2 separate regions of the Homo sapiens genome follow, and region 1 is linked to region 2. The links are chromatin contacts, found by Hi-C or POLR2A ChIA-PET in ENCODE. All regions are on one chromosome and are shown on one strand. Each heading gives the region's core, a stretch centred on a gene start or an enhancer-like site at or near the end of the contact. The rest is flanking DNA. Distances are from core to core; before and after follow the strand shown.

Evidence for each region. Hi-C counts contacts between places; a loop is a spot of excess contacts on that map. ChIA-PET counts read pairs that join two places held with the same protein, here RNA polymerase II (POLR2A). Pooled maps may share reads with other maps.
Region 1: a map of naive thymus-derived CD4-positive, alpha-beta T cell shows a loop between it and region 2 (11-fold over the local background). The contact joins the promoter of DSTYK here to the promoter of ZBED6 in region 2. A Hi-C loop is called at or near these places in 1 of 168 maps with a recorded cell type or tissue (naive thymus-derived CD4-positive, alpha-beta T cell) and 6 of 50 pooled maps. POLR2A ChIA-PET finds 5 or more read pairs at or near these places in 1 of 52 experiments (naive thymus-derived CD8-positive, alpha-beta T cell).

The regions. Positions count from the first base shown.
Region 1 is chr1:205,209,959-205,213,753 of GRCh38, forward strand. It overlaps DSTYK (dual serine/threonine and tyrosine protein kinase), which reads right to left and starts at 1,744. Exons shown (of 13, transcript NM_015375.3): 1 at 1,313-1,744. The coding sequence starts at 1,577. RefSeq lists silencers at 1,074-1,123, 1,544-1,673.
Region 2 is chr1:203,793,220-203,797,149 of GRCh38, forward strand. It overlaps ZBED6 (zinc finger BED-type containing 6), which reads left to right and starts at 2,404. Exons shown (of 17, transcript NM_001395895.1): 1 at 2,404-3,930. ZC3H11A (zinc finger CCCH-type containing 11A) reads left to right here and starts at 2,404. Exons shown (of 18, transcript NM_001376342.1): 1 at 2,404-2,575. RefSeq lists an enhancer at 2,105-2,524.

The DNA.
Region 1 (3,795 bases), core at 494-2,993, 1.4 Mb after region 2:
GGCACAATCTCTGCTCACTGCAACCTCCGCCGCCTGGTTTCAAGCGATTCTCCTGCCTCAGCCTCCCCAGTGGCTGAGATTACAGGCCTCAACCACCACACCTGGCTAGTTTCTTATATTTTTGGTAGAGACGGGGTTTCACCATGTTGGCCAGGCTGGTCCCGAATTCCTGACCTCAAGTGATCCGCCCCGCCTCTGCCTCCCAAAGTGCTGGGATTACAGACGTGAGCCACCGCGCCCGGCCTCTTCAGGGTCTTTTCATGTTAAATTAGATTCTTAGGACCCACTTCACACACCTATTCAATAGGAATTTATGAGCTAGAGCACGAGACATGGCATTTTTAATACGCCCCTGGGGTGAGTTTAATACACACTTTAGTTTGAGAATCACTAAATTAAACCCACAGACTTCTTTGCTGTTTTGTCCCCAAGATATCTATCTACGTGGAATGTCAGTCCCTTCTCCCTTCCAATCTAAAGTTATTTCCTAATTAGACGCAGTAGTTAACAAATCCTCCAGTTCCCCACCAACAGCAGTTTAAAAGGAAGCAAGACGTTAGGAAAGATTAAAGACTGCACGATTTTAAGTGTTTGGGGGCCTCTGGCACATCCTAGAAAGAATCATGCAAGAAAGAACAAGAGTAGCTAGTTCTCCATTGGCTCAGGACCAAAATGATCCCTTCCCTCTCTTCTTCACCTTAAGCATGAGCAACATCTCTGGCAATTCCGTGGCACCCATCAGATATGATTTCCTCTGGCGACCCCCAACCCTATTTAGAGAATGTCCCCTCTTCACAGAGCTGCCTCATGATTGGTGTGAACACATTTCACATACATCATCAAACCCACACACCCGACTACAGTCCCATGGCCTCCTCGGACTCCCGGGACTCGCTGCCGCCTCTGCTCCATCTCTAAACTGGGGCTCTGACCCACAACGGCGCACGCGCCCGCCCCCAACTCAGAGCAACTTTCCCCACTCCTCGGATTAACTGCTACCCTCTCCGAACGCCGGCCCGCCCCAGGTCCGTCAGCGCACACCCCGGTCCCCGGGGTCCCGCTCCGGGAACTCCGGCCCTCGGTTGCCCCTGGCTCCCGGTCCCCCAGCGGGCCCCTTCCTCCCCTCCTCAGAAGGATGCCCTCCCAAGGTATCCCAGATCCGGCCGGCCCATGCCCGGGGACCCGGCCACACGACACGACTGCCCCTTTCCGCCTGCCCGAGAAGACTCGGGCTTGTTTTGCAGGGCAGGGGTGCGGTCCGTCCTCCGATTTGCCTCTCCTGCCCTCTCTCCCTCCGGGCTGCCCTCCTTACCCGCCTGCAGCCCGGTTTCGGCGACATCGCCTGCAGGGCCGCGCTCGGCCCCGCCGCCGCCCGTGAGGGAGGAGAGACAAGTGTGGTTGTGGGAGCACTTGATGTCGCGGAAGAACTTCTGGGTCTCGCGCAGGTTCTGTCGCAGCCGTCCCAGGTAGCGGCGGTAGCGGCCGAAGCCCCGGCACAGCTCGCGGATCATTCCGCCGCCGCCGGGGCCGGGACCCGAGACGGGCTCGCTGCCCCATGGCACCCCGTCGCCCTCCATCGCCTCTGCCCGCTCTGTCTTTGCGGCTCGGTCCCCGGCCGCAGGCCCGGCCTCCCTCCTCCCCGCCCCCCAGTGCCGAAGGGAGGAGGAATCCGCCTCCTGACGCCCCCGCCTGCAGTCAGCCTGGCTCCCAACCTCCGTCACTGCCGTTGCAAACAAACCAAACCGCAGTGCGCCGCTATCGGAACCTTTCTCTCCACTATCCAGAAGCGTGAGGGAAGGATCGCTGGAGGACACCCTCGCCGCGGGGTCTCCTGGGACTTGCAGTCCGGGCTGGGACCAAACGCCAAAACCTCAAGGCTGGAGAAGGGGAGGCTGTGGATGGGACTGATCCCTTTTGGAGAAAACCCTCACTCGTTCTTGTGTTTTCGCGCTCTCTTCATTTTAAAAAGTGTTCCTAATCCCTCTATGAGCGTCCCTGAGGAGAGGGAGGAGCTGCAGGACCTGAGTGCCAGCAGAAGTGGGGGGGCCTTACCGAAATCGTAGCGAAAGATGTTAATAGTAGAGAAAAGGAAGGAAACAAGACTGAAGACAGTCATCTCCATGGCTACCCTAAGTGGCTCTCTAGTGTTTCGGATACAGTAGATACTGGGGAATCGGCTAAAAGTACCCTGGAAATCGGCTGAAAGTACCCTGGAAATAGGGAAATCTCTTATATTTGCATTGCGTTCCCCTTTTCCAACTTTCCTTCTCCAGACTTGGAAAGGAAGGGTGTGAAAGGATCAACAAGAGCTGTAAGCTGAACTTCAGTGGGTTCCTGAAGTAGGGAGACCGGACTGGGTAAGGGGAAGTTGAGGTTTGTAGCCTTCCAAACTATTTCTGATTATCTTAACTTGGTTTCTGCTAATATGGAGGACTTTCATTGACACACACAGTCACAGACTCCTGGACACAATTACAAAGGGGGCAAAACTTGACGTCACCTCTTTTGTGCTTCCTGAATTATCTCTCCCCTCTTCACCAGGCACAGAGCCCATCTGTATCTTTCTTGCTATAGAAAGACACCGTCTTTTACCTAGGCCAGACTTCTTCTCTGATAGGCTACATGATGTAGTTCCTTGACTGAAATTAAGAGGAGATTTGAGTTTGGATCTGGACTCTTCCTATACCTTGCATTGTGATCTCGGGCAAGACCCCGTTTCATCTTCTATAAAGTAAGGGTTTAGAATGGCAGATCTTTAAGCCCTTTTGGTTTTAAATTTTTGTGAGTCCTGCTTCAGAAATTTTACTTCTCCTGACCTCTCATCGCAGAACACCCAGGTGTTCTTAGCCAAATGATGTCGTGATATTTGGATTAATTGTTGTAAGATGTGAAGGCCTTACCTTTCCAGGGGCATTAGCATTTTATAAAAAGGGGTCACTAATTCAAATGAATCTGTATTTGATAAATGTCTGTGAGGGCTGACTGCAAGGAGGGAGCCTCATGCTCCTTCCCATTTACCCACTCCCCCTTCTGCCTTTTACTTGGTCACGTATTTTCCATCAGCCATTCTTCTTTTGCAAGATTATATTCCCCATGCAATCCCCAAAGGTTCAGTAAAATAGAAATGAAAATTAAAAATGGGAATTTTAATACAAAGTAGATACTATTTTTAAAATAGAAGAGCTGTAAGAAAGCAATGTGTAATGATTTGCCACACACACGAATTTCTAGCACAGGAGATCAGATAAGAGCACTCAAGCTGGAGTTATCCAGAAAAGGAATCTATCTTGAAGAAGGGGCAAAATTTAGATAGGTGGAAGTAATCAGAGAGGGCATTATTTCAGGTAAATATCACAAAGCCCACCCTTTTAAAAACTATTCCTTAGTACTTTGCATTTATTTTCAAAATAAGTAATACACGAATGTGGTATAAAATTCAAATGGTGCAAAGGATATATAAGGAAAAACTAAGTCTTTCTTAGTTTTTCTGTTCACCTCCCAGTCACCTAGTTCCCCTCCCAGGAGGCAACCACTGTTGTAGATATAAATCATGTATAAATAGATCCTATATATGTATTTATATATGTGTATGCATGTATTTTAAATACAAATGATAGCATACGTAATACATATTTGATTATGGCCTTGCAGACTTCTGTACCAAAACATAAAGGTCTGTTTCATTCTTTTTAACTGTGTAACATACTACCACATGGATTGGCATGTTTTATTTAACAAGTCTTCTATTGGCGGACCTTTAGGTTTTTTGCAGTCTTTTGATATTAAAAACAATAC
Region 2 (3,930 bases), core at 1,154-3,653:
CCTGGCCAACATGGAGAAACCCCGTCTCTACTAAAAATACAAAATTAGCCTGGCGTGGTGGTGCATTCCTGTAATCCCAGCTACTCAGGAGGCTGAGGCAGAAGAATAGCTTGAACCCGGAAGGCGGAGGTTGCATTGAGCCGAGATTGTGCCATTGCACTCCAGCTTGGGAAACAAGAGTGAAACTCTGTCTCAAAAAAAAAAAAAAAAAAAAGAATATGGTAGGCCTCTAAGTGCTGATGACCATTAAAAGATATTCAAGATATATTGTAAAGTGAAAAAAGCAAATTGCAAAACGGTATGTATAGTTTTAGCCTGTTCATATTTTCATTCATTCTAAGATGTACATCCTTTCCTAGCCTGTCACCTAGGCTGGAGTGCAATGGCGTGATCTTGGCTCACTGCAACCTCCACCTCCCAGGATCAAGCAATTCTCTTGCCTCAGCCTCCAAGTAGCTGGGATTACAGATGCGTGCCACTGTGCTGGGCTAATTTTTGTATTTTTAGTAGAGGCAGGATTTCACCATGTTGGCCAGGCTAGTCTCGAACTCCTGACCTTGTGGTTCGCCCGCCACAACCTCCCAAAGTGCTGGGATTAGAGGTGTGAGCCACCCTGCCCGGCCGGCCTGTCAGTTTAATTGGCAGTTGTTGGTTTTTTTCTTCCACTTAGAGGCTTGTAAAATAAAAGTGTATCTTACAATCAATGATACTTTAGGTTTACTGAAATATAACTATAAACTCTATATAGCACACTAGTCAGGCCAGGACTGCATCTTGGAGAGTCCTAGGTTGGAAAACCCTTAAGCTATGTGGAGAGCCCTCTGGTAAATTTTAAAAACCCTAGGTGTCGTGGCACAGACAGAAATTGGTTACCAGTAAGAGTCACACAGACCAAAAAAATGAAGACCAAAACAAAAGAAAAAGAAAAAGAAAGAAAAAAAGAAATTGGCTACCAGGAACTTGCTTATTAGGTCTGTTGACATGGCAATGCCAGAGCACTGTCACGTAAGGCAGAGATTGGAGCTAAGATTCTAAAGTTGTGGTTCTTACTTTGAAAGGAGATAAAAGCCCAGATATGAGGAGGCTCAGGACCCCTCTGCTCTGATAAATTCCTAGTCTTGGGCTGCCTGGGACTCGCACATCACCAACCCGGCAGCTGGAAGAACAAGCACACGAGGAAATAAAAGGTGCCTGAAGTCCCATCTGCTTTATCATCAAGTGTTTCCTTTCTTAGTAGCACAACTATATCCTTTACCCAAGTTAGGTAAAATGTTGCCACCTAATTAGAGTTCTGCTGAGCCACTACCCCAGGGGGACCTTGGGCTCCTATTATATGTGTAATATATTTAAGTATATTTTCAGTGTAAAAGCCAGAAAGGATATATGGTAAGTTAATGAGAGCTATTTCTCAAGAATGAGATTAATAGAGATTTTAACTTTCTACTCTCTATATTTCTGTATTGTTTCTAAAAAAACTTACGTGTATTAAGTTTTTTACTTTTTTTTTTTTTTTTTTTTTTTGAGATGGAGTCTTACTCTGTCGCCAGGTTGGAGTGCAGTGGTGCGATGTCAGCTCAATGCAACCTCTGCCTCCCAGATTCAAGCGATTCTCCTGCCTCAGCCTCTCGAGTAGTTGGGACTACAGGCGCGTGCCACCACGCCTAGCTAATTTTTGTATTTTTGGTAAAGATGAGGTTTCACCATGTTGACCAGGATGGTCTCGATCTCTTGACCTTGTGATCCGCCTGCCGAGGCCTCCCAAAGTGCTGGAATTACAGTCGTGAGCCACCGCACCGGCCACGTGTATTACTTTTATAACCGGGGGAAAAAGTAAAAACATTCAAAAGGGAAAATAAGGGACAATGTTAATAATGAAGCAGGGATGAGACTGCTGATTGCGACCTCCAACTAACTCTCCTGAATTTTGTCACGAGCATGAATTACTTTTCCAATACACAAATTTGCTTTAAGAAATCAAAGAAACACCCCCCCAAAGCCCAATCTCACTTCTTCAAGTAAAAAATAAACTAACAAATCATTCTACATTGCATGCTTAGGAAAAGTACAGTTTATTTCTAAATTAAATGTATACATGGTTTGGGAGATTTACTCATTAAGCAAACACTTTGGTAAGAATAAATTGAGCGCTTACTGAATGGCAGTCTCAGTTCCTGCGGCCCTCCCGCTTATTACCTCATTTGATTTAAAAACAAAAACAAAACGTTATGAAAGCCGGCTTCGAGGCATTCCTCTGAAGGGAAGGGACTCCCCGACCCAGCGCCTCCCCCGTCACGTGACCCTGTGACCCGGAGCAGCCATCTTAGGCATCGCCTCATAGAGGAACTACATCTTCCAGAATCCTCGCGCCCTGCGTCGTGCTGGCACTTTTACCGGCCGGGCCTTAGAGCGGAGCCTGTAGCCAGGCGCCATCTTTGACGCTGGCAGTCTTGGTTTTCTGCTAGTGCTGCTGCTGCTGGGAGGACGACGGACGGCAGCGGCCAAGCAAGAAGAAAGACGTGGCAGCAAGCGGGAGTCGGGGATAGTGTCATCGGTTCGGTAAAGTTTCTGTTCTCTGGTAACTAGACCCGTTTTTTTGATTCCCGGGTGGCTTGGGGCCGGGGAGGTGGGGGAGAGGGCGAGGGGAGTGGCAGCGGCCTCCCCTCGCCCCTGGGTCGCGGCCTATCCCGGGAAGTCAGAGCGGATCCTTCAGCTTCGCCGTAACGACCCCTCCCCCCCACCTCCCGGTCGCGGCCCTCGCCGGGGCTGGCTGGGAGCCCCAGGCTCCCGCTCACTTTTCCCATCCTCCCCACCCCCACCCCGTTCACCCCACCCCCACGGCGCCTGCTCCTTTCCCAGCCAACCTTCCTCCCCTCCCCCACATCCGGTGTTCGCTAATCTCGAGGAGCCCGGAGCAGCCCCGAAAACCGACTGTTCCCCCGAATCCCGAAGAGAGAACTGACACTAGATTGCTTTCTTCGGGGCAACAGTTTCTCTAGTTGAGCGGACCCTCACTGCCTAAATCAATCAGACTGAGTGCCGGGCGCTGAATTTACCTACTCTCATTCCTCTCCAGGGTCCCGGTACTTTGGAGCTTGTCTCAAACTCCACATACAGAAAGCCACCGACCTTATTCCGGTATCCTACACCCATTCCCCACTCTCATTACACTCCCACCCCTGGCCCTCAGCGTCGGAGTCAAGAGCAACAGGGACACTTCCGTTCTCCTTGTAGGACTGGTGAAACCGTAATGAAGAACACCCCTAAACTCCCATAATCGGTGCGGATTCCTATGGGGAAGGCCTATATTGTTGACATCTTCCAGGCCTTGGTTCTGGACCTTGAGAAAGAGGCTGTGGAACTAGAGATAGCGATGCTTTTTAGGGTAAATGTATGTAGGTATTGGGGGAAGGGGAGGGATCAATCGAAAAATGGAAGTGGTTTAAAGTTCATATTTCACTTTTTGCTATCTCTATAGCGTACAACTTGTGAGTTACTTACAGGCTGTAAAAGCTTCTCAAGTCTAAAAATATCTGAAAACTAAACTTGAATTAACTCTTAATACAAACAGTACTTTGAAAATGCAGCATTTAACCTTGTTTTAAAATTTTTTTCTCAAAGCATTTTTTTCCAGCCACTCACATTTTAAAAGGTTGTATTACTTTTAGTTAGAACTGAAAGGGCTCAACTAGCATTTGCTGTGACCAGTATGCGGAGTCTGTGTTGGCTTTCCAGAATTGACTTTTTGGGTTGTATTGGCAAATCACAGTCCTAAATGATGAATGTTGAATGATGCACTATGTTTTTGTTTAAATGAGATTTCCTGAAAATAGTTAATTTCAGAATTAAGGGAAATTGATGTCGCTATCATGAGGCATCATAAAAATATGTATTTTACAAGGTGAAGGCATTTCAAGTAGATATAGTTCTTGA